4 separate regions of the Homo sapiens genome follow, and regions 2, 3 and 4 are each linked to region 1. The links are chromatin loops, found by intact Hi-C in ENCODE. Cell type or tissue: IMR-90. All regions are shown on one strand. Links, peaks and the distances in the headings refer to the core of each region. The heading gives the core; the rest is flanking DNA. Region 1 has its middle 18 kb from the start of OR10W1. Region 2 overlaps CTNND1 (catenin delta 1). Region 3 holds the start of LOC124902674 (a long non-coding RNA gene). Region 4 holds the start of OR9Q1 (olfactory receptor family 9 subfamily Q member 1).

Region 1 (7,367 bases), core at 1,078-6,077:
GTGTTTTAATTTTTTATTGATAAATAGTTGCATATATTTATGGGATACATCATGGTCTTTTGAGATATGTGTACAGTAATCCCCCCTTATCTAAAGGGGATACATTTTAAGACCCCCAGCGAATGCACAAAACCATGGATAGACAGAACCCTATATATGCTATGCTATGTTTCTTTCATACATATATACCTATGATGAAGTTTAATTTTAAATTAGGCACAAAAAAGGTTAACAACAATAACTAATAGCAAAACAGAACAATTACGACAATATGCTAGCTTTGCAACTCTCGCACTTTGGAGGCCATTGTTAAGTAAAATAAGGGTCACTTGAACACAAGCACTGGGCTACAGCAACAGTTGATCTTATACATGAGACAACTAACAAGTGACTAACAAGAAGGTAGCACGTACAGTGTGGATATGCTGGACAAAGGGATGATTGACATCCTGGTTTGGGGAATTTCATCATGCTACTCAGAACAACATGCAATTTAAAACTTTTGAGTTATTTCTGGAATTTTCTATTTCATATTTTCAGACCTCAGTTGCCTATGGGTAACCAAAACCTCAGATAGCAAAACATGAAAAAGGGAAGACTATTGTATACAGTAGAAAGATTAAATCAAGCTAGTTAACATATCCATCATCTCACCGACTTATTTTTTTTTGTGGTGAGGATGTTTAAAATCTATTCGTTTAGCAATTTTGAAATACATGGTACATTATCGTTCATTGTGGTCACCATATAGTACAATAGATCATTAAATCTTATTTTTCCAGTCTAACTGAAACTTTATACCCTTCGATCAAAATCTCCCTTTTCTCCATCCTTCCCCAGTTTCCAGACTCTGGTAACTGCCTTTTTTATATTGATTCCATATCTTGGCTATTGTGGACAGTGCTGCAATGAAGCACTTCATAAAGACAATAGGATTTTCAAAATCCTCATAATCAAATATGCCTAATCAAATTTTAGTAGCTTGTTGTTTCAGACATGCTTTCTTCCAGCTTCAAGTCCTTCACAAGTTCTATTCCCTTTCCCCTTTGTTTGAACTGCTTTTCTCCATAATTTCATAGCTATTTTTTTTCTTAATTTACAGAGTTCATCACAAATGTCACCTCTTCAAAGAAGATGCTTTTCATGGCCTCTTCTTCTAATCATTCTCTATCCCATTAACTTGTTGTATTTTCTCCATGGAGTTTATCACTGTCTGATAATATCTCATGTACTTATTTAACCTGTTGATCATCTGTTTCACTAGATATAATGTGAATCTTGCCTGTTTTATTCATCTTTGTATCCCCAAAACTTAGAACAGTGATGGACACATCATATTACATATAAATATGTTTAATCATCAGTCAACGGTGAACCAAACTCTAAATAGGTGAACCTTAAGATTGTGTAATTATCACCTAGAGTCATAGTCACATCTCAAAGAGTACATATCAAACATATGTTCCATTGTAAAGATCTACTATACCAAGGAAAATGAGAAAAAGATAAATATAATAAGAACAAACATTTTTTAAATTAGCAGACTTTAATATGGCAAGATAATATCTGGGCAGGTACATGCTCAAAACCTATGAAATTTTTGTGGCATGTTGAGTGAATATGTATGCTTTCTTCAAATTCTGGAAAACCATAATAAGGGAGTTATTTTTAAAGTAACAGAGGAAAGTAACAAAAGAAAATTAAATGTCTTCCATTGTTCCTTTATCCAAGCCAAGGTATCAGAGCCTCCTTTTTTGCATATAAAATATAAATATAGTCTCAGTTTTCCAGGGCAGTAAGAATTTGGGACTTGGGCTGAACCTTGCTATGACAGACATAATGGGAATAAACTTGAAACAGGAGGCTCAGAGGACGGTGTTTAGGGAACTTTGTATTTGTTGGAAAATTATTTTGAGCACCAAGAATATTCCTAAAGGGTAATACTGGTCTTTATTTTGACATGTATACTCCAATATTCCATTGACTGGAGATGCTGCACTGTTTTAAACAACCAGGTCTCATGGGAACTCACTCACTTTCACAAGAACAGCACCAAGGGGATGTTGCTAAACGTTCATGAAAAATCCACCCTCCATCATCAAACCACCTCCCACCAGGCCCCATTTCCAACACTGGGAATTAGAAGTTGACATGAGTTTCGATGAGACACAGATCCAAACCGTATCACTGACTACAGTAAAATTCTCAAAGTTAATCATTATGACACAGATTGCAAAGACCTCCATCATAATATAGATAGCAGAATAGCCTTTAAATGTCTTTTGTTGTAGCCTTCTATAAACTGTGTCCTTGAAGAATAATTTTTTTTTCACAGTGCAGCCCAACTGTTGGATGCAAAGTTGTTTTCCTTAAAGGCCCCTAAACAAGTAATTTGACTAAGAAATAATCTTTTTCTCCTTTTTTATTTGTATAAATACAACAGGTAGAAGTGCAGTTTTCTTACATGGGTAGGTTGTGCAGTGGTAAAGTCTGAGCAGTCAGTGTAACCATCATCCAAATAATATTTTATCCATTACGTAGTTTCCTATCCCTCACCCCCTTTCCAGCCTCCCATCCTTCCAAGTCTCCAGTGTCTGCTATTGAACACTGTATGCCCACTGTACACATTATTTCTCTCCCACTTATAAGTGAGAACGTGTGGTATTTGTCTTTCTGGGTCTAATTTGTTTCACTTAAGGTAATAGCCTCCAGTTCCATCTATGTTCTGCAAAAGACATGACTTCATCCTTTCTTATGGCTGAATATTATTCCATTGTGTATATATACCACATTTTCTTTATCCATTGACCTGTGGATGGACACTTAGGTTGATTCCAAATCTTTGCTATTGATAATAGTGCTGTGATAAATATATGAGTGCAGGTATCTTTTTCATATGATGATTTCTTTTCTTTTGGGTAGATATCCAGTAGTGGGGTTGTTGGATCTAATAGTAGTTCTATTTTTAATTCTTTGAGAAATCTCCATACTGTTTTCCATAGAGGTTGTACTAATTTACATTCCCACCAACAGTGTATAAGCATTCTTTTTCTCTGCATCCTCACCAAAATTGACTTTTTAATAATAGCCATTCTGCCTGGTGTAAGATGATATCTCATTGTTTGCATTCTTTATCTGTCATTACTGACTTTCCATTTTGGGTAGGGACCATTGCTGGAGAGCTAGTGTGATCCTTTGATAGTGTCGTCACATTTGGATTTTTCACAGCTCAGAATTCTTACACTTCTTCCCTCTCATCTGGAAAGACTGACACTTCTAATATTCGTAATTATTTTCATGCAGATAGGATTTTTTGTTTGTTTCTTTATATATTTTTTTCTTGACATTTCCTCCCCTTCCTAGGGTGTGTGACTGTAGAATATGCTGGATAGGGTCTTAGGCTATGCACTTTCCTAGGCAGGTTTTATATTGGGCTGTGCAGTCTGGCCTAAAGACCAGTAGATGGTGCTTATGAGTAAGAGCCAGCTGTGGCCCTATATGTTCCTTTGAGAAGGAGCTCACCAAGTTAGTGTCTCTTTTGCACAGGTTCAAGGGTAGTCCTACTTGATGACAACCCACCAAGTCTCTCTGACACCTGCTCACCAGTCTTCCTGGACCTGAAATCTTGCTCAGATTTTCCAGAGCATTTTGCATTTCTGTAAGTGTGCCCATTGTTTTCTGAAGTTTTGATTTTTTATTTATGCTATTTCGCTGAATGTTTTTCCCTTCACTTCTTATATCATTTTTTTTTATTCCCTTACATTGTGCTTTGCCTTTCTCTGTTGCCTCCCTCATTAGCTTAATAACTAACCTGAATTCTTTTTCAGGTAAATCAGGGATTTCTTCTTTGTTCGGATCCATTGCTAGTGAGCTAGTGTGGTGTTTTGAGGGTGTTAAAGAACCTTGTTTTGTCATATTTCCAGAGTTGGCTTTCTGGTTCCTTCTCATTTGGGTAGGTTCTGTCAGAGGGAAGGTCTAGTGCTCAACGCTGTTGTTCAGATACTTTTGTCCCACGGGGCGTTTCCTTGATGTAGTACTCTCCTCCTTTTCCTAGGTATGTGACTTCCTGAGAGCTGAGCTGTAGTGATTGTTATCTCTCTTGTGGATCTAGCCACCCAGCAAGTCTACCAGGCTCTGGGCTGGTACTGTGGGTTGTCTTTAGAGTCCTGTGATGTGAACCACCTGCGGGTCTCTCAACACTTGCTTCAGTGGAGGTAGCAAGGGTGTGAAGTGGACTCTGTGAGGGTTCTAAGCTTTGGTTGATGAGTGCACATTTTGTGCTGGTTGGCTTCCTGCCAGGAGGTGGCACTTTCAAGAGAGCATCAGCTGTAGTAGTATGGGGAGGAACAGGCGGTGGACAGGGCCCTAAAACTCCCTAGATTATATAACCTTTTTCTTCAGTTACCAGGGTGGGTAGAGAAGGACCATTAGGTGGGGGCAGGGTTAGTCATGTCTGAGCTCAGACTCTAGTTGGATGGGTCTTGCTGTGGCTGCTGTGGGAGATAGGGGAAAGCTTCCCAGGTCAATGGAGTTGTGTTCCTAGGAGGATTATGGCTGCCTCTACTGTGTCCTGCAGGTTGTCAGGGAAGTGGGGGAAAGCCAGCAGTCACAGGCTTCACCCAGCTCCCATGCACCCCAAACGGCCTGTGTCACTCCCACTGTGCCCCTGCCAACAGCACTGAGTCTGTTTCCAGGCAGTGGGTGAGCAGGGCTGATAACTTGCCCCAGGCCACCCACCTCCCAGCTGTGAAAGCAAATATGGCTTTCCTTCTTTTCTGGCCTATGGAGTCTGCATGCTGGATTCACGCCCTCCCCAAAGTTCTGGCCAGGAGACTTCTCTATGGGTTCAAATTGTTACAAAGTTCAGCTGGAGGTTTCTTCCTCCCTAGGACACTTCCCAGTGCCTCTGGCAGCCCTCCTCAAAGACCCCTGAGAGGTGAGGCAGAAATGGCTTGCTAGGGGACCCAGCAAGCTCACAGGGATTTTCCTGCTGCTTCCTCTACCCCTGTATTTTGCTTGGCTCTCTAAATTGACTCCGTTCCCAGTAAGGTCAGAATCTTCTCACATAATCTAGACCTCAGATTCCCCAGTGGGGTGTGTGTGTTCAGGGGCAGATGATCTCCCTTTCCCACTTCCACAGTTTGGGCACTCACAGTATTTGGGGTGTCTCCCAGGTCCTGCAGGAGCAATCCACTTCCTTCAGAGGATCTGTGGGTTCTCTTGGCTTTCCTAGTGTATTCCTGCAGACGTTCTGGAGAAAAAGTTCACAATGCGAGACTCCACACGCTGTCCTGTCTGTCTGAGTGGGAGCTGAAATCTAGTCTTGCCTCCCATCTGCCATGATCTCCAAATTATAGTTTGCCTTTTTTCACTCAGACTATTGGATTTTTTGCTATTGTGTTGTTTGAATTCATTATATATTCTGGTGATTAATCCTTTGTCAGAGGGGTAGTTGGCAAATATTTTCTCCCATTCTGTGGGTTCTCTCTTCACTTTGTGGACTGTTTCCTTTGCTGCGCAGAAGCTTTTTAACTTCATGTTGTCCCATTTGCCCATTTTTGCTTTGGTTGTATGTGATTGAGAGTATTACTTAAGAAATCTTTGCCCAGACCAATGTCCTGGAGAGTTTTTTCAATATTTTCTTATAGCAGTTTTATAGTTTGAGGTCTTATATTTAAGCCTTTAATCCATTTTGATTTATTGTTTGTATATGTGAGAGATAGGGGTTTACTTTCACGCTTCTGCAAATTCAGTTTTCCCAGCATCATTTGTTGAAGAAACTTGTCCTTTCCCCAGTGTATATTCTTGGCACCTTCATTGCAAATGAGTTCACTGTAGATGTATGTATTGAGTTCTAGGTTCTCTATTCTGTTCCATTGTTCTATGTGTTTTTATGCCAGTACCATGCTGTTTTTGTTACTGCAACTCTGTAGTATAATTTGAAGTCAGGTAATGTGACGATTCTAGTTCTGTTCTTTTTGCCCAGATGGTTTTGGCTATTCTGGGTGTTTTGTGGTACCATAGAAATTTTAGGATTATTTTTTCCATTTTTAATTAGGCATAAGATAGCTCTTCAGCAAATTAGGTAGAGCCCTCACTAAAGTGTGAATCCAGTATCTTCTGGTTAAACTGTTTTTCTCAGTGAAATTATTTCATAAAGAATCTCTTTGATGATCTGGCAAGATGGCCAAATAGGAACAGCTACAGTCTGCAGCTTCCAATGAGACCAACACAGAAGGTGTATGATTTCTGCATTTCCAATGGAGGTACCCAGTTCATCTCGTTGGGATTGGTTAGATAGTGGGTGCATCCCACGAAGGGTGAAGCAGGGTTCAGTGTCACCCCACCCAGGAATTGCAAAGGACCAGGGAACTCCCTCTCCTAGCCAAGGGAAGCTATGATGGACTTTGCCATAAGGGATGGTACTATCTGGCCCAGATACTACACTTTTTCCATGGTTTTTGCAACCCACAGACCAGGAGATTCCTTCAGGCACCTGAGGGCCTGGGGTTTCAAGCACAAAACTGGGCAGCCATTTGAGCAGACACTGAGCTAGCTGAAAGAGTTTTTTGTTTTGTTTCGTTTGCATACCCCAGTGGTGCCTGGAACACTAGAGATACAGAACCGTTCACTCCCCTGGAAAGGCGACTGAAGCCAGGTAGCCAAGTGGTCTTGCTCAGTGGGTCCCACCCCCACAAAGCCCAGCAAGCTCAGATCCACTGGCTGGAAATTCCCACTGCCAGCACTGCAGTCTAAAGTCAACCTGGAATGCTCGAGCTTACTGAGTCTTGAGTAGGCAGTTTTCCCTGCACAGTGCAAAAAAAGCCACCAGGAAGTTCAAACTGGGCAAAGCCCATCACAGCACAGCAAAGTGTCTGTTGCCAGACTACCTCTCCAGATTCCTCCTCTCTGGGAAGGGTATCTCTGAAAGAAAGGCAGCAGACCCAGTGAGGGGCTTATAGATAAAACTTCCATCTCCCTGGGACAGAGCACTTGGGGAAAGGGGCAGCTGTGGGTGCAGCATCAGCAGACTTAAACATTCTTGCCTGCCAGCTCTGAAGAGAGCAGTGGATCTCCCAGCACAGTGCTCAAACTCTGCCAAGGGACAGACTGCCTCCTCAGGTGGGTCCCTGACCCCCATACCTCCTGACTGAGAGACACTTTCCAGCAGAGGTTGACAGACACCTCATACAGGAGAGCTTCAGCTGGCATCTGGCAGGTGCCCCTCTGGGATGAAGCTTCCAGAGGAAAGAGCAGGCAGCTATTTTTGCTGTTTTGCAGCCTCTACTTGTGATACCCAGGCAAACAGGTTTGGAGTGGACCTCCAGGAAACTCCAGCAGACCTGCAGTAAAGGGGCCTGACAGTG
Region 2 (7,367 bases), core at 1,129-6,128, 470 kb after region 1:
AACTCTATTGAAAGCAATGCATTCCTTTGAGATAAAGTTTCCTCTATGAATGCTCTCTTAAAATGGTGATCACCACATCATATTGTCTACATTCACCATGCTAGTATTACTGCCAGTGGAGTTGAAGCCAGTAATCCTGGGTTCCACTTTGAGGCTATAACCTTAAGCAAGTCACTAGATCAGTCCCTTAAGTCACAGTTAACTGACCACATACATCAGAATAACCTGGATGGGCCAGGCATGGTGGCTTATGCCTGTAATCCCAGCACTTTGGGAGGCCTAGGTGGATGGATCACCTGAGGTCAGGAGTTCAAGACCAGCCTGGCCAACATGGTGAAACCCCGTCTCTACTAAAAATACAAGTATTAGCTGGATGTGGTGGCGGGTGCCTGTAGTCCCAGCTCATCAAGAGGCTGAGGCAGGAGAATCGCTTTAATCCGGGAGGCAGAGGTTGCACTGAGCTGAGATCGTGGCATTGCACTCCAGCCCGGGTGACAAGAGTGAAATTCCGTCTCAAAAAAAAAAACAAAAACAAAAACAAAAAAAAAGAGGATAACCTGGATGACTTACCATGATTTTAGATTCCTCAGTCCCACCTACTGAATCGATTTTTGGAAATGGAACATGGGACTCTGCATTTTCAACAAGCATACAGGGAATTCTTATGTAACTTGCTCAGATATACAGGGCTAGGTCTAGTCAATTCCATCTATGAAAATATTAAGAACCTTTGCTTCAGATATAAAAATAGACAAAATGAGAAAAAAATGATATGGAAAGACTGGTTCTTAGTTCTTCCTGGGTGAGGTGATTCCAGTTTGTAGCAAAGAAAATTAGTTCAGCAAGAAAAACAAGTGGCCGGCCATGCGCAGTGCCTCACACCTGTAATGCCAGCACTTTGGGAGGCCAAGAAGGGTGGATCACTTGAGGTCAGGAGTTTGAGACCAGCCTGGCCAACATGGTGAAATCCTGTCTCTACTAAAAATACAAAATTAGCCAGGCGTGGTGGTACACACCTGTAATCCCAGCTACTCGGGAGGCTGAGGCAGAAGAATCGCTTGAACCCAGGAGGCTGAGGTTGCAGTGAGCCGAGATTGTGCCCCTGAGTGACAGAGCAAGACTCTGTCTAAAAAAAAAAAAGTGGCCAAGTGAGGTCCCAGCTTTGACCTCTGTCACAAAGTACATCAGTGTCAAGAAACTTGTGAGATAGGGCCTTTACACATCATTCTGTGTAACATCTCATTGTATTTAGATATGGCACAGAGAGAAGTGTTTTTAAGATCATAGATCTTGTCTATGGCCATATCACCCTGAACGCACACGATCTCGTCTGATCATAGATCTTAGCTATAGAGGATTCTCATGGATTGCAATCTATGAGAAAAGATCCATCTGTTTCACTCTCTAATCTAAACCTAACCTTGACACAACGCTTAGCATATAGGAGGTGCTTGGCAAATATTTATTGAATGAGATAAACAAATGGACCAATCCAGAAGGAAGAGAGAAGAGTAGGGTTTGTATCTAGCTCAATGCCAAAGGATAAGAACATAACAGGGAAATAAAGTGTTGCTGACAAGCAGCCAGGCTTTTCTATTTAGATAAAAATCATCTCAAGCAGGGCTATCAAAACTCTTTGGAAAGTAAACTCTTAATAGCTTTTTGGCTTTGTACTTCAACCTCTAATCTAACACTACAATTGTTAGACACAAATCAAGCTTTAAAAGCTAGTTGATTTCCTGGTCTCACTAGCCCATGAAAGTTTTCATACCCAAGTCCTAGTTCAATAAAACAAGACAGGACCATCATCAGGAGCAGCTATATAATTTTAATCTAAAGATTTGGGCATACAGAAAGCATTTCACATAAATTCTCTTGAGTCTTTAATTATATGACAGGACATAAGGACCTCAGAAAAATAAGTATCTTCCCATAGATCTTAACCCTTGATCTCTGCAGCAAAGATAGTCCCTGGTAATCCAGGTAATATGGTCTGTAAAATATTAATAAATAGGCCTATTGACTTCTGACTAAAGGACTGCATATAGCCTGAGAAGCAACATTATGGCCCAGTGGTCAGTACTTATATACATGGGCCTTTTGATCCTACATTTTCCTATTACGTAGTTGGGATTGGTAGTTTCTAATCTTCTAGTCCTAAGTGTTATATTTAAGAGAGCTACGTATTACAGTGGGCCTTATTCAAGGTTAGTTTTGTCAAATGTTGCAGAAGAATTCCAGTAATTAAAGTAAGTCATTAATTCTTTATGCTTCAGTTTCCTATCTCTAAATTAGCAATAAGCTCCCATGTTCAACTTCAGCCACATTCAATTTTTAAGAATCTTCAGAAGAAAAAATGTTTCACATATAGTTAACAAGAATGTTGCTTGATAAAGAGTTGGGGCTGAGCTCAAAATAAATCCTGGTATAACCTCCTTCTGGTTGCTCTGGAAAGGACACTGATACATAAGGAAGTAACAAAGATGCAAAGCAGGGAAGAAATAACAGCTTGAAGTGAAGAAATGACACAGACCCCCCACATACACACTTTAAAAACTTTATTTATATAAAAAACTCATTTGTTTTTAAAAGCATTAACAAGACAGAAAGAAAAGAGAAAAGGTATGGAGCAGAACACAAGCCCCTTAGTAGTGTTCGGTGGGAAGGTGGGATTTTTGGTTCTCTGGAATTGAATGTTTAGTGTTTTTTATAAACAAAAGAGAGAAAAAAAAGTTAAAGGTCCCCAAAAGCCCACGGCTGTTCTATTACCCACACCCCACCGAGAAAAAAGAGCACCAGGAAAAGAGCAGAAGAGGACAAGAGAGATCAAGAGTGGAGCCAGGTCTGGATGGGGCAATTTTCCCTGTGCAGTGTGCTCTTAGGGTCACAGAGAGCAAAAGGCTCCTTTTTGCCAGAAAAGGTAGATGAAAGTGGGAAGAAATGGGAAGGGGGAAAAGGGTAAATAAGAAATTTTAATGCACGAGTAAAGGGGGTGGTGGGTTGTGCACTTTTCTCCTACCCCATAGCCTCAATATATAAGGGAAGGGGAAGAGAGGGATAAGGAACTCCAGTTGCATGGAACAGAGCTTTTAGATTAGATTAAGGGGAGTAGAAGGCAAATAAGGAAAAGGATTAGAAATAATAATAATAATCAACCCGCATAGCAGCTGATTTCTCTAGCCCAACCTGCTAATTAATATATGCTAAAGTGAGAGGGGGCAATACTGGAGGGAGGGGAGAATTGGGGAGACCACTTCCCTGTAACTCCTTCAGAGATGATGGTAAATTCTGGGCACCTAAGGAGTAAGAGTCACACCACTCACTTCTCTTACCAGCCTTACTTTGAGATTCATCAGAATAGGATTTTTGCAAAATCCCACCCATATGCTGTTGAGCAAAAGCTTGCTATGACTGAAATCATGGCTATACCAATCCTCAATGAAGAATCTGAGGTTCTCTCGGTCACTTCTCTTCTTTCTGCTATTTAGGGCCAATAGTAGGTAAGAAAGCAACAAAATATAATTTGCAAAATTATGAGAAATGAGACTGCAGAGGCAAAGAAAGGCACATGGAAGGGCGGGAGGAGATGCACCCCAGGCCAAAGGCACAAAGAAGAGGCAAAGCCAGGGGCAATCCCCACCTTGTAAGGGAAAAGGGACAGGAGTTATGTACATCAAGTCCTTTAGTTTGCCAACCAATCCAGGGCAGAGGCAAGGGACAGGCCTATAAGGATAGGAAAAGGAGAAACGGGGGAGTGGGGAAGCCAGTTTCAGACTAATTGCTTCATGTACATTCCTACTAGCTCCTCCTAGAGGTCTTCTTCTTCCCAAAAACACATCTTTCTGCTCCTTCTCTACCAAAAGTCTTCCTTGACATTCTCCCCTTTCTACAGCCTCTTGGAAATGGCCAGGCCAACTCAGCAGACATATCACAGGGCAGGAGAGGTGGGTTAAGGACAGCCTGTGTTTAAGGGGCAGCAGCAATAGCCCAGGGTTGGCATGAGGCTTGCAGAAGAGATGGAGTCTGTAGGTTCTTGATGGTCCCTGCCTTGGAGATGAGGAGAGCAAGGTTTCTTAATCCCAGTTTTAGGAGACCTTCACTTACTCAAGGGTCCTTTGCCAGGTGGCATGTGCCAATGTTGCTGGCCTTCTTTGCTTCAAAAATAGCCATTAGGAATAAGGGAAGAGCTCACACTTTCCCCTCTCTAAAAGAAAATAAAAGTCCCTTCCCCATCAGGAAAAAAATCTTGATTAAGAATCGTCAGTTTATCAGACTGCTGGACATTGCATATACAGCATGTAACTTCCAATTCTTCCCACGGCTTCTAGTGAAGATTCCTATTCTCTCCATCCCTCCCCTCCACAAAAGGCCAGGAGTTCCAGGGAAAACTGGCAAAAAGAACTAATCTGCAGCAGTTTCTCAAAATATGCAAATAATTGAGTCAGGTTTCTTGGGAGAAAAATGGAGGGAATGGGGGAGGGGGAGGCGTTGAGACAATTAAACTTCACAGGAAGAAGTTGGGAGTTGATGGAAAGAAGGCAGCCACTTAGGGCTGTAAGGGCAGGAGGCAGCCTGGCAGTTGGCACAATAGTCCAGCGAAGAAAAAGGAAAATCATCAGTCAATTTCACCACCAAAAAATAAAAGTACATATAAGCCCAGATGGAACGGAGATAGTGGTGCTAAATCTTCTGCTGTGGAGAAAAAAGAGAAAGAGAGAATGTTAATGGGGTTGGGATTAAGGAGACCCCCCCCAAAAAAGTTGAGCAAATCTGGAGAAAGGAAAGCAGCACATAACGGAGAATCAGATCACCAGCTGCATGTCCCAGACTCGTAAGAGGTAATAATCACAAAAGCAGAACCCCTCGAGCCCCATGTGGCTGAGACTACTTAGTCTCTGGCCTGATCAGATTAGCGTGATTGACAAGTTGCTGGCACTCAGGAGCCTCCTTCCTCAAGAACAATCTTGGGGGTGACTGAAGGACATACCATGGAGGGGTAAGACACTTGGCCCCCCTCATCATCCAAAACCAACACATCCAACTCTTCCTCCAGAGATTCCTGCCCCTCGTCCTGCTGTGAACACATGCAATTTGTTAGTATGAGTAGAGACAGGAACCTCATGAGTGTGTGCCAGAGCTAGGGAAACTCTGAAAATTTGTAAACTCAAACAAAACAAGATATAATAGTAAGAGAAGGGCAAAACATTCATAAACAGGGAGGGAGAGGAAAAAGGTAATGTTTGAAAGTAGATCAGTTAGTGTTAGTCATATCAGTAACACTTTTACAGACATGCTTCCCCCATTTTGACCACTGCAGAATAACGGCCCAAGAAATCCCAACATGAGTCAGAACTCTTACTTTTTCCTGAAAACCCCTACCAGAAAAGGATGCGATCTTTCTCTGTACTTTTTTTTGTGTTTCACAAAACACATAGGCTTCAAAATAGAACTAGCCTTAGACAGATAGCAGTATATAAAGAGAATTTACCATCAAGGGTGTTGTTCCCTTCAATGGCTCCATGTCGCCTAGATCCCCCGATCGATCCAGTGTTCTATTGTGGTCTCCTCTCTCATTTGGTGTGGAATAGTTGTTATCTGGTTAAAAAAAAAAAAGTACACAGAAATATGACATTCCCCTCTAGTGTAAAACGTATATCAAACAGATAGGTGTAATTAGGCATCACTGTTGGGAACTGAGCTTGTCAAATGCTCCACAAAGGCATTAAAGTCTGATGGTCCCCGACTTAAAGAACTTGAATCTGGCTGACCGTGGTGGCTCATGCCTGTAATCCCAGCACTTTGGGAAGCTGAGACGGGCAGATCACTTAAGGCCAGGAGTTCAAGATCAGCCTAGCCAACATGGTGAAACCCCATCTCTACTAAAAATATAAGAATAAGCCAGGTGTGATGGTGTACACTTGTAGTCCCAGCTACTCGGGAGGCTGAGGTATGAGAATCACGCCACTGCACTCCAGCCCAGGTGAACGAGTGAGACTCTGTCTCAAAAAAAGAACTTGAATCTAAGATGGAAGACAATATGTATAAAATACCCAGAATATGACATAATAAAGCTAAACAAGAGGTTTGTCTGAAAAGGTTATGGGAATTAAAAGAAGAGCGAGTGAAATATGCTGCAATCGTTAGGAAGGACCTGACAAGGGAAAACAGGACTTGAGTTAAGCCTTTGGAGATAAAGAGAATTTAGAAAGACAAAAGGGAAGGACATACCAGTAAGAGGTATTACATGAGCAGAATCAAACTATAGAGTGAATAGATAGAATAGCAAGCAGAATAGTTGGGCAGAAACAGATGTATCCATTCACTCCAGAGAAGGAGACTGGGGTAGGAATATAATGGGCTACAAACTTGAATGTGTAGTAATAGGAGAGGCATAGAAAGATTTCTGAAAACCTTTGAGCATGTAGGAATGTAGAAAAAGTAGACGGATCAGATTTTATTAAATTTCCTTACATCCTTCAAAATGGAAATGATCAGCCAATGCTCTCCCAGGATGGTAAATGGTAAGGGTATTAGAAAAAAAACTATAGAGCTAGACAGCTCTCCTTAGCCAGTGAAATATTACTCCACATCCTTAGGCAGGAATTAATCACCTACCTAGTGATTTTGTGTTTGATCCCATATTGCTCATCTGAATTTCTTCCCGATCAGGTTTCTTATCTGTATGAAGTCAGAAAGTTATCCATGTCAAAAACAATTCTTCAAAATCTGTACACATCATGAAAATTGCTCTCTGGTCCTCCTTCCTTCCCTTCATTCACACTTCTACTTAGCACCAACTATGTGCATCACAATGCCTGGATAATTTTTAAGCTTTTTGTAGAGATGAGGTCTCACTATGTTGCTCAGGCTGGTCTGAAACTCCTGGGCTCAAGTGATTCTCCCACCTCAGTCTCCCAAAGTACTGGGATTACAGGTGTGAGCCATCACACCTGGCCCCTACAGACTCTTAAATCAAAAAACAATTCCATCTAAACTAGCAGTTTTCAAATTATTTGGTCTCAAGGCCGTTTTACAGTCTTAAAAATTATAAGGATCTAAAGAACCTTCATTGGTGTGAGTTTTATGTATTAATTGTTACCATACTGACAAGTTTAAAGTATCTATTTCACTTAATGGTAAACTTCTTACATGTTATCATAAATAATCTTTAATAACATCCTTTTCATTTTTGTATATCTCTTTGAAATTTGGCTTAGATTCTCATACCTGCTTCTGCATTCAATCTTTTGTGATATGTTATTGTAGTTAATGTATATCAAGAAAATCCAGCCTCACACAGATAAAAAGTTGGAAAAGAGGATGATTTTAATAGTCTTTTCAGATAATTGTGGTTATTCTTCTTTAAT
Region 3 (7,367 bases), core at 1,494-6,493, 230 kb after region 1:
TGGTAGAAAGATCAGAGCTATGACCTCAAAAAGGTTACTTCCCTGGGCCTGGGATTCTCCCTTTCTACAAAACGGGAGACGAGTATTGGACTAGAACATTTCTGAATGCTGGTCCATGGACTAGTGCTGGTTTGCGGCTATCTTTCTCTGATTTGCAACAGAATGACAAAGAAATGACACAGTGTATGCGCATGTTGGTGTGAGGTCACCAACCCTCCTTAGATGGTGGTTTTATCACTAACTTTTTGTGGCAAAATAAAAATTTGGCAAACTTAGGCTAAACTCCCATAATTGTCCTATCGATGTCTTAAACAGGCTGGAATCCCCAGGATTAATAATCCCTGGAGGCCCTGCACTCGCCAACCAACCATGATCTGAGGGCTGATGACAGCATCTAAGATTTATAACCCAGGCTAGGATCATCTCATTCCTCCTTTGCAGCCTTCCCAGAAATTTGGAAAGTTGAACAAGTGACAAACCATTCCACTGGATTTCTTGATGTTTCTTTGAAACATTTGCCTAGATTTCAGTATGATCTTCAGTATATATTAAATCTGTTAGGCAGGGAGGCAATGTTTATGAAATTATTTCCCAGGTGAAGAATATTTATTTCCCTTGGCATGCCTGAACGGTACCTGACTGCCTGATTGTGACCTTTAAAACTCACCCCCCCAAAAATTAAATATCTTCCCTTGTAAATTCCACTGAGGCTTCAAATGCCACAATTAAAAATATCCAGTTAGATGCAAACACTTTATTCTCTAGGAGGAGTGATATGTACCTATCGTCAGTCAGTCACACCCTAGTAGAAATGAGTTTATCACATGCTTTTTTTCTTCTGCAATATTGGCTGAGAGTAACTCTAATAATAACTATATCTATCATTTACTGGATATTTACTAGTAGAAAGGTGATTTTTAGATCCTTTGCATGTGTTCAAATCCTTAAGATTAAATAAATTAATACATGTAAAACATTTAGAAAAATGCCTGGCTTATAGTAAGTGCAATATCAGTATTTCCTATTGCTATTATCTTCTTTTATTATCTCATTTAATCTTCACAACCCTATGAAATAGATACTATAATTAGTCCCATTTTGCAGATGATGACATTGAACCTGAGAAGAAATGTTACTTGTCCAAAGTCACATAGCTAATAAATAGTATTTTGAGATTAAAACCCAGGGACCTTGATTCCAGGGGAAAAAGAAAGTACAGAAGCAAATAGTAGGGAAACTGCCCTATATGAAACTGCTCCCTCTTTTTGTACTGGTTACTATTTCCAAATGTTTACTGAGCACACCACCACCAGTGGTGTAGAGAATTGTGCTATAGCCACATGTACCATGAGGCACGTGTGAGGCCATAGCCCTATCCTCAGGGATGCTCGCACTCTGGAAGAGAAGGCAAGCATGAACTCATATAACCATAACTCCAGGGCACCCACATGGCTCTCAAAAGGCCTATCTTGAGAGAACTCAGGGCAGAACAACGCAGCCTCAAGCCTCCAAATTAGAATGTTAGGTTACAGTGGCTTAGAATGATGTCTTCTAAGTCAAACCTCAAGACATCTAATTGACAGGATTGCTTTTTCTAGTTTTTTGTTTACATGAAAAGTCTTACAAAGGCATGAAAATAAGTTACTTTTTTAAGATCTTGATTGCCTTAACTAAAAAAGCTGAAGTGCATGAAATTAGTACAATCCCCATGCCTGCAGGCTGCTTTGAGTTCTCATTCAGCACAGCAGGTAGTATTAGACCCAAGACCATTCTCCCCACAGTGCTAGAGAGAAGATGCCTACATCCTAAGTGAGTTCAATTTTTAGGGGATCTAGACCTAGGAGTGTGTGACCTCCAAGGCTGATCCTTAGGAAAACGAATTTAGATTGCCTGAGGTTAACCTCTTCACAAAGGACCCTTGGGCTTGATGCTGGGGAGATGTGGGAGGTGAGCCAGGCATATCCTTAGGACTGGAATGTAACTAAGGGAGTCTCTCTCCTAGATAGATGATAACCCAATCAACTAAAAAGTGGCTCAACCTACGTGGGTGTTTCCGTCCTTTATAAGGGAGAGGATGTCTCAGCCGAGCTAAACTCTGTTTGTCTAGGCAGGTCTGACTTCAGAGCCACAATGGTCCAGTTATTTCTTTGTGCCACAATGCTAGGCTTATGGATAATCCTTCTGAGAATAATTTGGCTTCAGATAGACACTTTCTGTAGGGAGAGAATACACTGACCAGCCAACACAATGTTGGTCACGTTGAAAGTTACATTTCTCACTCTTAGTAAGTGGTGTCTGGTCTTGGCAATGATTTTGGGAAGCCTGCACCATTCCTACCTATACTAGTCATTTCTGGGTGAGTTCCCCTTTCTTGAAACTATGACATCATCTTGTTGCTCACGTACCACTCACCAGGAGATCTTTGAGATTGGCAAGTAGGTTTTGCTCATATTAGTATACGAACTGGCATGTAGCTGTTGTTCAGATCGCATCTGTTGAATGGGTGTGAACCGAGACATTTCTGAAGCTACAGAGCAGATTGTAACCACCGCTGGCACCTCAATGCTTAACATATGCTAAGTGCTACCTTTAACTTGCTAAAAATCCAAGGGAGCTCCAAATGTGTTACATCTTAAGAAATTCTTGAGCATTTTGCAATAGCCCTTGCTGTTGCCGACTCTGGTTTTCCAAAACCCCAGAGTCCCTAAAAATCAAAGGACCCACCTCATTTCATACAACTCACCAACAGAGATCACTGGACAGAGGTGGGCTGGGAAGCCGAAGAGCTAGAAACAATGAAGGGCACTGGCTTGACAGTCAGCAAACCTGGATCTTACAAACGCTAGTTACTGATTATGTGACCTTGACAAATTGAGTCATCTGTCTGAGCTTCACATTCCTCATCTACAAAACGAAGGTAACAAAGGTTAATGATAATGTATTTGCCTCTTAGAGTCATTGTGGATATTAACAATGGAATAACCAGGGCCTGGTACTTAAACCCTCAATGACTGTTAGTTGGAATTGCTATTAGTGATAATGATGATACAATGCAAGCCTGGAAGGAGCAGTTAACTTTGGAGAAAAGCTGGCTCCCACGTCCTCTGTGTAATTTTGCCCAATATAGGGCCAAAGACTCACCAAAAACTTTGAAGTAAAAGAACTTGTCTGCACATATCTGGTAGGACAGCTTCCTTATGGTAGGCTGGGAAAAGTCTGACAGTGAGCCCCTGCACTGACCTGAGGAGCCTGTAGGGGAAGGAAAGCAGGAAGAAGATGAGCAGGAGAGAAGAGAAAAGAACAGGCATTCACTCATGCACTCAACAACTAAGATAAATTGAATGGATCCTGCTTAGAATCTGATTGGAGAGGAAAAGGCATGAACTCGAACAGTCTGAAGTAGAAAGAGTTCAGCAATGATGTGACAAAGGCGATGATCCCAGGGCTGGCATGAACCAAGAATTAAGAACTAGATCTCAGCTTGAGGAGCAGGGATCAGGGAAGGCTGTACGGCAGGTTTGGGACTCCTCAATAAACAGGCCACACTGTGTTTTGTTCTTATCCTCCTCTATCAAAAAAAAAAAAGTGCTCTCTTAATTTCATGACTCTTTCTTAAGTTTAATATTCAACTGACCATAGCACAGCCTTCCAAGTAACTGGAATTACAAGCATGAGCCACCACACCCCCCTACTTTTTGTACTTTTAGCAGAGACAGGGTTTCGCCATGCTGGCCAGGCTAGTCTCGAACTCCTGACCATAGCTCCTGAAATATTTTTTGCTGATAAACAGGTTAAAGAAAACTTAATACATCATATGGGCACCCACTAGGTCTGCCCACCAGAAATCACACTCTACACTGACAACCCCTTCCCCTCTGCTCCAAAAGCCTCCCAGCTTTCCTTAGGCAGGAGGGCTGGAGAGCCTCCAGGTCAAGTGGACTCACCTAAGATTTTTATGTTACCCATCCCCTGATATTAGATTTTCTTGTTATTTTGCTTTACTTGTGTTTCTTCTAAATAGCAAATAACCGGCTTGATTTTTATCCAGTTTGAAAATTTCCCATCTATTATAGTCAAAATCTTTACTCAGCTGCCCCATGACAGGAGAGCTCAATTCTCCCCTCTTTACCTTTGAAAAGGAAAAACCCAGATGAAGGGGCTGCTTTCAAAGGAGTGGGAAGGGATAATGGTGAAACACCTGAAGGACAGCCACAGTCGGAAGCTGTTTCCATCCTTGGGAGAGGAAGCAGAGCTGAGGAAGGCAGCCACTGCCCACCCATGGCTAAGCAGGGAGAAATGAATACCTCAACCTCACTTTCCCCCTACCCCAAGTCTCCCAGCAAGTCTCCTACCAGAAGGCAGAGGGCAGGGCAGCTCTTTGACACAATCCACAAAGATCAGCCCTTCTGGAGCTCAGAGCTATTACAGAGAAGCCTGGAGAGTGTGTCAAGACAGGCAAGTAGAGAATACAGCACGCTCTTCGTAAGTAGGGTAATGTAACCTATCATTTAAGCTGACTGCTGATATGGTTTGATGGTATTCTGCCATCTTATATAATTTCTATTTATTATGCTGGGTCATTGCTTTCTGTTAATAAAACTATAATAATAGAAATAATAGAGATTTTTATTTAGTTTTCTAGTTCTTATGCTTTCTCCCTTTCCTTTTTTTTTTTTTTTTTTTTTTTTTTTTTGAGACAGAGCCTCACTCAGTCACCCAGGCAGGAGTGCAGTGGTGCAATCTTGACTCACTGCAACCTCTGTCTCCCGGGTTCAAGCAATTCTTCTGCCTCAAGTAACTGGAATTACAGGCATGCGCCACCACACCCGGCTAATTTTTGTACTTTTAGTAGAGACAGGGTTTCACCATGCTGGCCAGGCTGGTCTCGAACTCCTGACCTCAATTGATCTGCCCGCCTCAGCCTCCCAAAGTGCTGGGATTACAGGCATGAGCCACTGTGCCCGGCCCTGAATTTTTTTTAATTTGATCATTTTTTCCAATTATTTTCCTTCTGCTGCTTTGGAATTTATATATCTTGTTTTTATTCTATTAACAATTATACAGCTTTTAATTCACTTGAGCCTTTATCTTTCAAATAATGCCAAGAATTATACAATGTATAGAGAGAAACAAAGCCGTTAGCACATCTTTACCTCTCTGCTTCTCCCACCCCCACTGGAAGATATGTTGGCATTCTTTAGTCCGCTGCATTCCTTTCTAAAAACGTCAGTTGGTTTCTTAGGCCTGAGCCCACAGGCTTTCGAAGGACCTGGAAACAGCATATATCAAAGGCCAGTGAGATAATAATTAGAAATAAAAGCCAGAGAGGGAAAAATGAGGCCAAGTTACAAGGCTGGTGAGAACATTTGTGGATCCTGAGCAAGTGTGTTCAGGCCAGGAATGTACAGCTCTGTTCCTTTCCCCCAGATCAGCCATGGATCTCAGCGCCCCCAGTTTTCCAACTGTTTCCAGTTCCCATCCTTCCTCCGCACAGTGCCCAGCAGCACCCACCAGCCTTGAGTCCTGGCCAAGCTCTTGAGTTACTTTAACTGGACCTGAGTAGGCCTGGTCAGTTATGACAACAGCAACTTTGAGTGGCTGGATCAGCAGCTGCAGAAGCAGATCGGGGGCGAGGGTGGCTGCATGGCCTTCTCAAAGATCAGCAGTGTAGATGACAGCATCAACAGCATGGCCACCGTCATTGCCTAAACCCCTGCTGCCACCGTCATTGTCTGTGACTGCTACCATTTTCACTTCAGACTCCTGGCGGGGGCCCTTCAGGAGAACAATGTGAATGGGAGGATGTGGATCTTTTCCACCTCCTTCACATATAACCCCTCGGTGCTGGGTCCCAAAGCCCACGAGTTGCTGAATGGCAGCTTGAGCCTGACCATACACTTAGGAATAATACCTGCCTTTAAGGACTTCCTGTTGGCGCTGCGCCCAGCCGTGTAGCCAGGCAACAGTCTGATGAGGAAGCTGTGGGAGGAGTGCAGGGATACAGGTGGTCTGGATTAGGGGCTTCCATCCAAAGTGCCAGAGAAGGGGCTTGGCATCGCACAGGGCTGGAGAACATGACCACTGCCCACCTGTCTGCCTTCAAACTTCCTGATCTAACTGCCACTTACCAAGCCTACCTGGCAGCCAAAGCCCTGTGGGTTGCCTATCAGAACTTGATGTCCTGCTCTGAGAGAGAGGGACCATTCCTGGGAGGCACGTATGCCAATGCATGGGAAGCCAGGCTTTCTCAGGTGAGTGGCCAAGAAGCCTTTCCCAGTCCCTGTCCATTCCAGCTTTCTGTGAGCTTTAGACTAGCAGAGAGGCAGTGTGGCCTAATGAAAGGAGCATCAAATTTAGAACAAAAGTGATATGGGCTCAAATCTCAATATGGGATTTCTCTGCGGCCTAGTCACTTACCTTTCCTGAGCTTCAGTTCTCTCCTATGTAGATTGAGTATAATAATATATACGTGGTAGGTTGTTATGAAAATAAGAGATCATGCATACAAATGCTGGCTGGTGATTAATGCATGTTATGGGCTACAGCTTTTCTCCAGGTGGTGTGACGCTGCTGCTAATAATGGTGATGACATCAAAACTGCCAAGGGCCTTAGAAATCTGCTGGTCCAGCACGAAGCAGGGAGATCACCAAAAAGGGGAGGCAGAGCTGGAAGAGAACACAGCTGTCCTGCCATCCAGGTCACTACATGCCAATGCTGATATGCAACAAAAACCATATGAGATTCACAGTAGGAAAGAGTTAACCACAAAGTTAGAAAACTGGTAAATCTGCAATGTAAAACATCCAATCCAGCACAGACACCCATTCTTCATGGGCTGCTCAGGGATAAGGACAGGAAGGGAAGGGAGGTGGTGTTTTCCTCGTAGTCAGAGAGGTAATGCTAGAACAAGCTCAAAGAGATGAAATAGAGTTCAGAGGACAAAGGCCTCAACCAACAACACCAAGAGAAGAACACTAGGTTTTCAGCTAGAGGAAGAGCTGAGTCTGAGTGCTTGGCCTAGTCATCAGCCTTCTCTGTGTTCGAGGTCTTTTTTCCTCTCTGGTCATTAGGTACTTTAATCAAAAAGACCTTGGGCTGGGCACAGTGGCTCATACCTGTAATCCCAGCACTTTGGGAAGCAGGTGGATCACTTAGCGTCAGGAGTTCAAGACCAGCCTGGCCAACATGGTAAAACTCTGTCTCTACTAAAAATACAAAAATTAACCAGGTGTAATGGCGTTGTCTATAGTCCCAGCTACTCAGGAGGCTGAGGCATGAGAATCACTTGAACCTGGGAGGCAGGGTTGCAGTGAGCCAAGATGGCACCACTGCACTCCAGCTTGGGTGACAGAGTGAGACTCCATCT
Region 4 (7,367 bases), core at 1,433-6,432, 260 kb after region 1:
GATTTCAAGGCAGGACAAGTGTGTCAGGAAGAAATACATGGGTCTCCGTAGTCGGTGGTCCAAACCCACCACTAAAATGATGGCCAAATTCTCCACCAAGGTGAACAGGTACATGGTGAGGAAGAGTATGAAGAAGAGGAGGTGTGCTTCATGGATGCCAGCAAAGCCCATCATGACAAATTCAGTTACCTGGGTCCAGTTTTTGGTATATGGTTGCATATGTGGCAGTGAGAGCTCAGCAAACTCATAGCCTCATAGACAATGAGAGCTCAAAGAGAACCTGTGAGGTTGGAGGATGTTGTACTAAAATGCCTTTCACTTCAGAAGAGAAACATGATGTCAACACACTGTTCTTACCCTCAAAGAATTCACAGTTCATGAGGGACATGAGAAAACAAATAATATTAGTACAAAATGAAATGCACTGGCTAAGAATAAGGCAGGATACTATGAGCAGAAATATCAGGGAAGCTCAACCAGTCTTGAGAAATCTTCCTGGAGGGAAGACTGTCTATAGCTGAACCTGAAAAGGAAGTATAAGTTAGTGAGACAAAAGGTAGAGATAGAGAGAAGACATCACAAGTATAAAATTCCAGACATCAGAGAGGAGATTGTGCATTGGGGAAACTTCAAGTAGAGACAGTTTACCATGGAGTTCAAGAGCTTGATTTCCCAAGCAAGCATACCTAGATTCAAATAAAAGAGAACCTAACAGATTTGTTGTGAAAATGTAAGTTAGATAATTCCTGTAAAGCACTTAGCATCATGTTTGAGTCAATAAATGTCAAGGGGGAAATCTACATGTTGACATCTCCTGGAATAAGATACAGAGAGAAAATGACTGTTTCTGAGCCTGAGGAGTAGGCTGGGACACCATGAAGGGCTAGCAACCAAATTAAGGGAAAGGAAAAAGCTGAGCTTCAGTCTAAAGGTCACAGGGAGACTTTAAGAATTATAAGCAGAGAAGCAATGCTATTCTTTTTACCCCTTAGAAGGGGCAGGTTTGGAGGGGAACAAGATAAGAGCCAGAGGCCGGGCCCGGTGGCTCATATGTGTAATCCCAGCACTTTGGGAGTCTAAGGCAGGCAGCTCACCTGAGGTTGGGTGTTCAAGATCAGCCTGGCCAACATTGTGAAACCCTGTCTCTATTAAAAGTACAAAAGTTAGCCCAGCGTGGTGGTGGGCACCTGTAATCCCAGCTACTCAAGAGGCTGAGGCAGGAGAATCACTTGAATCCAGGAGGCAGAGGTTGCAGTGAGCTGAGATTATGCCACTGCACTCTAGCCTGGGCAACAGAGCAAGACTTAATGTCAAAAAAAAAAAAAAAAGGAGGAGGCAGGAAGGCTGGGTTAGGAGGTTGTTGCAAGTATAGCATGGAGTGATGGTGACTTTAACTGCAGAAATGCCAGTAGGAGACTGAATATGACTATTAAGAGATAGAATCAACATAATTGGGTTTGAATCCACACTGGGTTTGAATTTAAGCTCCAATATCAACTTGAAATATGTGACCATGAGTGAATCACTAAATAATCCCATTTTTTAAAAAACAGATAATACAAGAGTTCCAAAGAGATTACTTCCTATCTCATTTTAGAATTAAATGAGAAAATATAATATCTCCATTTTTGTGCCAGTTTTAAAATACAGCCCCAAATTCTTGAACACTCTTCCCATCCAAAAGTGAGGTCTATGGCTATTCCCATTGAATCTGGGTTCTGTGACTGCTTAACAACAGAATAAGGGGGAAGTGATGCTGTGCCAGGTTCCAGGCCCGGGACTTGGAAACCCCAGTTTCCTCTTCTTGCTTCTTGAAACCCAGTGACAGTAGTGTGAGGAAGCCTATCCAGCCTGTGGAAAGGCCTAGGTGGAGAGGAACTAAGTCCCTCAGGCCTCAGCCTGGCCAAGCTTCCACTGACAGCCAGCAGCAGCGTACCAGCCGGATGAATAAGCTGTCTGAGAAATAGATCATTCAGCCCCCAGTTGAGCTGGCCAAGCTGACACCAGCCTTCCCTTCTGAGCCCTCCCCAAATTAAAAATCTGTGAGCTAAATAACTGATTGCTGTTTAAACCACTAAGTTTTAGGCTGCTTTGTTATGCAGTAACATAAATAAAGCAGTTATACCCTAGTTGTGTAACTTGGGCAAATTATTCACTATTTCTGACCCTTTGGAGAAAAAGAAATAGTGTTTTGCTACAGTCACAGATTCCTGAACTGGAATTTGAATCCAGGTTTGCCAAGGTCTAAAGCCCTTGCTCTTTCCCCTATAAATAATTAGCAAGTTCCTTCTGGCTTCAGAATTCCTGGCAATGAAAGCATGTAGAGATAAAAAATCAGAAATAAACAAGTCCAAAGTTTTCAGATTTCTGCGTGCGTCTTCGCCATGCCTAACATCCCCACAGTGGGAAGTCTATAAACATTGGCTTCCTCTCACATAATTGCATTGCAGCCCCAGACACTTCATGCTTCTGTTGGCTCAAGGAAATTTCAGGATGCAATTTCCACCCATTTATCTCGTTTGCAACCTCACTTACAATGTAGCAGCCTCCAAACAATGATCACCCTTCCCAGTGGAGATACTGCACACAGATGCTCTAGAAGTTTGACTTGACTTACGGTGTTAGACAGTTTCACAGTCAAATTCTCTGAAAAATTCATTATTTTTCATAGTCATGGAGAGGATGAGATTTAGAGTCAAACAGCTCTGGGATCAAGCCCTGGGTCTGCAATTTACTAGCTCTCTTGTGTCATCTATAAATTCTTACTATTTTTCTAAATCTTACCTGTCCTTTCATCTGTGACTCAGGTTTGATAGTCCTGTCTTCACTAGGAAGGCTTTTTCCTTATCTCATTCCTCCAAACTTGTATGCAGGTCAAGCAAACAAATGCAGAGGGCACCTGCTCTGACCTAGGAACCACGGTGGAGGGTACAGATGCCCCCAGCATCTACCCCAGGGTCTGGTACAAAGCAGGTACCCCCAACATCCATCCTGAGGCCTGATGCAGAGCAGGTGCCCCCAGCATCCACCCTGGGGCCTGGTACAGACCAGGTTTCTCCAGCATCACCATGGGGCCTGGCACAGAGCAGATTCTCCCACCATCTGCCCCAGGGCCTGGTACAAAGCAAGGGCCACAAGCATCTATCTCAGGGCCTGGTACAGAGCAGGTGCCCCAGCATCCACCCTGGGGCCTGGTACAGATGCCCCCCCGACATCCACCCTGGGGCCTGGTACAGAGCAGGTATTATTTTTTAATACTTTCAGCTCTCTGATCCATGGCTTAGAGAGAGAGTGCCAGAACCTGTGGCCTTTGTATCAGGCCCAGATTAGCTACATTGAAAGGATCTGCTCTTGTTTCTCAAAAGCTGAAGGAGGGGTAAAGAAGTAGGATATAAGAGAGAAGGAGAGAGGGACAGCCGACGGCTTTTTATCCCCTTGCATCTAGGCAATGAGGCATTTCACCTGTGGGCTGAGATTTTTTTAAGAAGCAGGAGCAGTTTCCCCACTATCTCTTTCCCCATCATAGAGCCAACAGCTGGCAGGATCCTAGATCCCTGAAGAAAACGACTCACTTCTTCCTGGAGCAGGGATTACCCAATATTTTCTGTAAAGGATCAGATTTAAATAGTTTAAGCTTTATGAGCCACAGGCAGTTTCCGCCACATATTCTTCTCTGTGGGTTTATTTTGTTTGTTTTTGCAACTCTTTAAAACGTAAAACCCTTTCTTAGCTCATGGTCCATACACAAACAGGCTACAAGCTGGATTTGGACCATGGGCTGTAATTTGCCAATCCCTGCCCTAGACTCACACAGGACTGTTACATGAGCGAAAAAGAACACCACTTTACTGTGTCAAGCAGTAGTTACCCTACTTTATGGACACACATACCACCTCTGCCACCACCAAGCAGCCAAACTGTCCTCAAATTATCTGTTGTCTCTTGTTCTGCAGAGAAATGGGAGACGGGGGACAACTGATACCCAGGGTTTGGTTGGGCATGCGTGGGCAATTGCACCTGCACAGAAGCCCAGTGAGTCCTTACTGCTCCCCCTACCCTAATGCTAATTAACAAACTGCAAGGGAAGCTTTTCTTGAATTCCAAATCAGAAACCCAAAATCTAAACTGAATGATTCTAGAAAAATGCTTGAATCGCCATCAGTTCTTCCTCTACTGCCTGACACCAAATTGCATTCTTTGAGAGACTCAAGAAATGAATTCAAGTTGTCAAATAGATTGGATTGATATATGGAGAACAACATTCAAAGAGTTAAAAGAATAAAATAATTTTTAAATGTCTCATTACTTCTTTCTCTAGTGTATATTAATTCACACTGATTCATTAAAAAGATTAAGATAGTACTCACTTCGGCATCATATATACTAAAATTGGAATGACACGGAGAAGATTAGCATGGCCCCTGAACAAGAATGACACACAAATTTGTGAAGCATTCCATATCTTTTTTTTTTTTTTTTTTTTTTTTTTGGTTACAGAGTCTTGCTTTGTTGCCCAGGCTGGAGTGCAGTGGTGCAATCTCGGCTCACTGCAACCTCCGCCTCCTAGGTTCAAGTGATTCTCCTCCCTCAGCCTCCCAAGTAGCTGGGATTTCAGGCACGCATCACCATATCCAGCTAATTTTTGTATTTTTAATAGAGACACGGTTTCACCATATTGGCCAGGCTGGTCTCGAACTCCTGACCTCAAATGATCCACTCACCTCGACCTCCCACAGTGCTGGGATTACAGGCATGAGCCACCATGCCCAGCCATGTTCCATATTTTTAACAAGCCTGCACATGTACCATTGAATATAAAAGTTGGGAAAAAATAAAAAGGTTGAGAGACAGAATTTCACAACTATCTAACTCCTGGAAATTTTTGAACCTATTAATTTGTTAACTCAGTGAAGTGGTTTACTCACAGTTCTATGCCTGCCAGTTCCTCATTCAAGCATTCATCAAGGAGACCCTGAGTTCTAGGCATGGTACCAGGCATCAGGCCTCTAACCCAAAATGAGTTGCAAGTCCTGCCTTTTAAGAACTGTGTCTTTTAGGAAAGATAGAGAAGTACTCAAGGGTTAGAACAGAGATGTGATGAGCTAATTGCAATGTGTCTGGTAGAACAAAGTAGGGGGCAGTGAAGTTGGCATACAAGGAAGACAGGACAGGTAAGATCAAGAAACAATTTCCCAATTAAATCACACTGAGGGTGGGGGACGGTGGAAAGAAGGCAATCCTTAACTGACAAAACCAAGTGCAGTAGAGGGAGGGGGAGGCACCCCAGCAAGCCAGGGGAGAGACAGGTGGAAGTAGGTAATATGCCCAGAGGAATTGTTAGAAGAGGTTGTGAGGTCCACGGAGAGAGTCAGGAGAGCACAGTGGTTAAGGCTACATTCAGGCATTAGACCACCTGATGCCTTCAAATCTCAGCTCCACCACCTTCTAACTGAAATCAAATGAAAGCAACCTAGATGGGAGGCAATGCCTAACCCAACGGAATGAATATCTGATGGAATCATTGAAGTCATCAGAGACAAGTCTAATGAGAAACTCTTTCTGAGCGAGAGTTCCAGAGCATCCAAATTCTACTCCTCTTCCCCCCTGCCCCAACACGTCTTCGGGTCATGTGTTGGTAGGAAGATGAGCTTCTCTCCAAAAAGGGAGAAAGGAGGCCGGGCGCAGTGGCTCACGCCTGCAATCCCAACACCTTGGGAGGCTGAGCGGGCGGATCACAAGGTCAAGAAATCAAGACCATCCTGGCCAACACGGTGAAACCCCGTCTCTACCAAAAATACAAAAAGTAGCTGGTCATGGTGGCGTGCGCCTGTAGGACACACCCTATAGTAGCACGGCGGGCACCCCAGCTACTCAGGAGGCTGAGGCAGGAGAATCTCTTGAACCCGGGAGGCGGAGGTTGCAGTGAGCTGAGATCGCGCCACTGCACTCCAGCCTGGCGACAGGGCAAGACTCCGTCTCAAAAAGAAAGGGTCATTTACGGAGCCCCTCCCATGGGCTAGATTCTGATGGGCTGATACCATCTGGCTTAATCCCCACAATATTGTACTATGATCCTATGAACTATTCTTGATATAGAGGTGTTATTTGTCTTGGTTTTCACGCAATTGAAATCACTGAAGGCTCAGAGAGACAGTAAGTAAACTTGGGCAAGATCAAAGAACTACATGGCACAGAGAAGAGCCAAACCCCAGAGCTTCTGACAAAAAAAGCCTCCACACCGTGCCATTTTCCTCTGCCATCTCATTTCACCCAATGACAACGTGCCTGCAACCCTGGCTCCCTGCCCTGACTCTGAGGTTAATTTCCCTGCAGCTCGGAGCCCCGCCAAGGCTGGAGGAATATCCCACAGGCTCCAGTGAGCTGCAAAGCACAGTCACACTCCCAGGGCTATTAACAGCATCCGCTTCCTCTCCAAGGTTCAGGGAACTTTATCCACCAAGTGCCATGCAGGAAAAAAGAGGTCAGCCAGAGAGGAGAGGGTCACACGGGGCAATCACTAAATAAGGAGAAAGGCCGCACAGGAACTTGGCCCAATTTGGTGTCCTCAAAAGACGGTGCTCCCTGGCCAAGATTTTCCCTAACAAATATGGAAAAACAGTTTGAGGCCCATGCACGAAAATTGAAACTTGGTTCCTGTAGCTATTTGCTTGTGTAGCTACGTGACAAGCCTGGTGAGAAACGCTGGATTTCTCCCTCTTTCAGTTCTCTCCACCTGGCATCTGGGGGCCTAGTCCCAAAAAGTGAAAGGAACTGGAAAATAAACTTACTAAGATCCAGGAAATGATTTCAAAAAAAAACAGCCAACAAACCGAGGTGAGCAGGCGCAGTGGGTGGGTGTTATGAGACAGACAGCGGGGCTAGGAGATGCCCAGGATGAAGCCCGGAGACCTGCTCTCTGATTCCTCTTGGGTCTAGCTCATCACAGCCTGCTTCCCCACTCCCACTGCAACGTGACAGCAACAGCACATCTCACTTTCCAACATGCAGACAGCCCCCTGTGTTAACAGCACCGTCTCTGAAATCAGTGGAGCTGCATTTGACCCTACCTCCGTCAGGCCGTAGCTGTGAGTTTGGGAAAGGCGTTTGATCTTTCTGAGCCTCAGTGTCTTCATCTTCAAACGGGAAGGATAACATGTACATTGCTGGGCTGGACTAAAGATGGAAGGAGACATCATTAAGGGAAAGTTAGGGCCTTTGCTCCTTTCGCTCCCTCTACCATCTCTGTGTGGCATCCTCCTGCACTTCTTCAATTCCCTGCACAAGGGCCACCTTAACAGAGAGGCCCTTTCTGACCACCTATCTGAAAACGCAGTTCCTTTCACTCTCTGACCCTCTTCTCAGTTTGA

The links. A loop is a pair of places that touch in the nucleus more often than their neighbours do. Peaks named below come from ENCODE experiments on the same cell type or tissue, not always from the same donor. Only the 100,000 strongest peaks of a DNase experiment are listed, where the experiment ranks them.
Region 2: a loop joins it to region 1, with 4 times the contacts of the local background. A loop is called at or near these places in 10 of 110 quality-filtered maps.
Region 3: a loop joins it to region 1, with 2.4 times the contacts of the local background. A loop is called at or near these places in 3 of 110 quality-filtered maps.
Region 4: it touches region 1 in a loop (2.9-fold over the local background); 4 of 110 quality-filtered maps call a loop at or near these places.

Annotation. Positions count from the first base shown.
Region 1 is chr11:58,282,555-58,289,921 of GRCh38, reverse strand. No RefSeq gene overlaps it. Among named protein-coding and RNA genes, the nearest start is that of OR10W1, 18 kb to the right of the region's middle. In IMR-90, for the core only: a CTCF peak has its summit at 3,460 (motif pointing right); a DNase peak (open chromatin) is centred at 3,461; H3K27ac peaks cover 199 bases.
Region 2 is chr11:57,813,622-57,820,988 of GRCh38, reverse strand. It overlaps CTNND1 (catenin delta 1), which reads right to left. Exons shown (of 21, transcript NM_001085458.2): 18 at 6,616-6,678; 19 at 5,489-5,595; 20 at 4,988-5,074; 21 at 1,449-4,692. The coding sequence ends at 4,681. It overlaps TMX2-CTNND1 (TMX2-CTNND1 readthrough (NMD candidate)), which reads right to left. Exons shown (of 21, transcript NR_037646.1): 19 at 6,616-6,678; 20 at 5,489-5,595; 21 at 1,809-4,692. Among named protein-coding and RNA genes, the nearest start is that of CTNND1, 56 kb to the right of the region's middle. In IMR-90, for the core only: no CTCF peak of the experiment used is centred there; no DNase peak of the experiment used is centred there; H3K27ac peaks cover 207 bases.
Region 3 is chr11:58,057,014-58,064,380 of GRCh38, reverse strand. The region is part of intron 2 of OR9Q1 (olfactory receptor family 9 subfamily Q member 1); the gene reads right to left. It overlaps LOC124902674 (a long non-coding RNA gene), which reads left to right and starts at 6,446. Exons shown (of 2, transcript XR_007062672.1): 1 at 6,446-6,698. RefSeq lists a silencer at 5,070-5,364 and enhancers at 4,989-5,668, 5,669-6,349. In IMR-90, for the core only: CTCF peaks have their summits at 3,254 and 4,364; DNase peaks (open chromatin) are centred at 2,370, 4,410 and 5,230; H3K27ac peaks cover 3,890 bases.
Region 4 is chr11:58,023,805-58,031,171 of GRCh38, reverse strand. OR9Q1 (olfactory receptor family 9 subfamily Q member 1) reads right to left here and starts at 7,291. Exons shown (of 3, transcript NM_001005212.4): 1 at 7,068-7,291. OR6Q1 (olfactory receptor family 6 subfamily Q member 1) reads right to left here and starts at 219. Exons shown (of 1, transcript NM_001005186.2): 1 at 1-219. The coding sequence starts at 219. It overlaps LOC107984331 (a long non-coding RNA gene), which reads left to right and starts at 6,753. Exons shown (of 3, transcript XR_001748218.1): 1 at 6,753-7,085. It also overlaps the pseudogene RNU6-899P. In IMR-90, for the core only: no CTCF peak of the experiment used is centred there; DNase peaks (open chromatin) are centred at 2,211, 3,671 and 6,351; H3K27ac peaks cover 3,437 bases.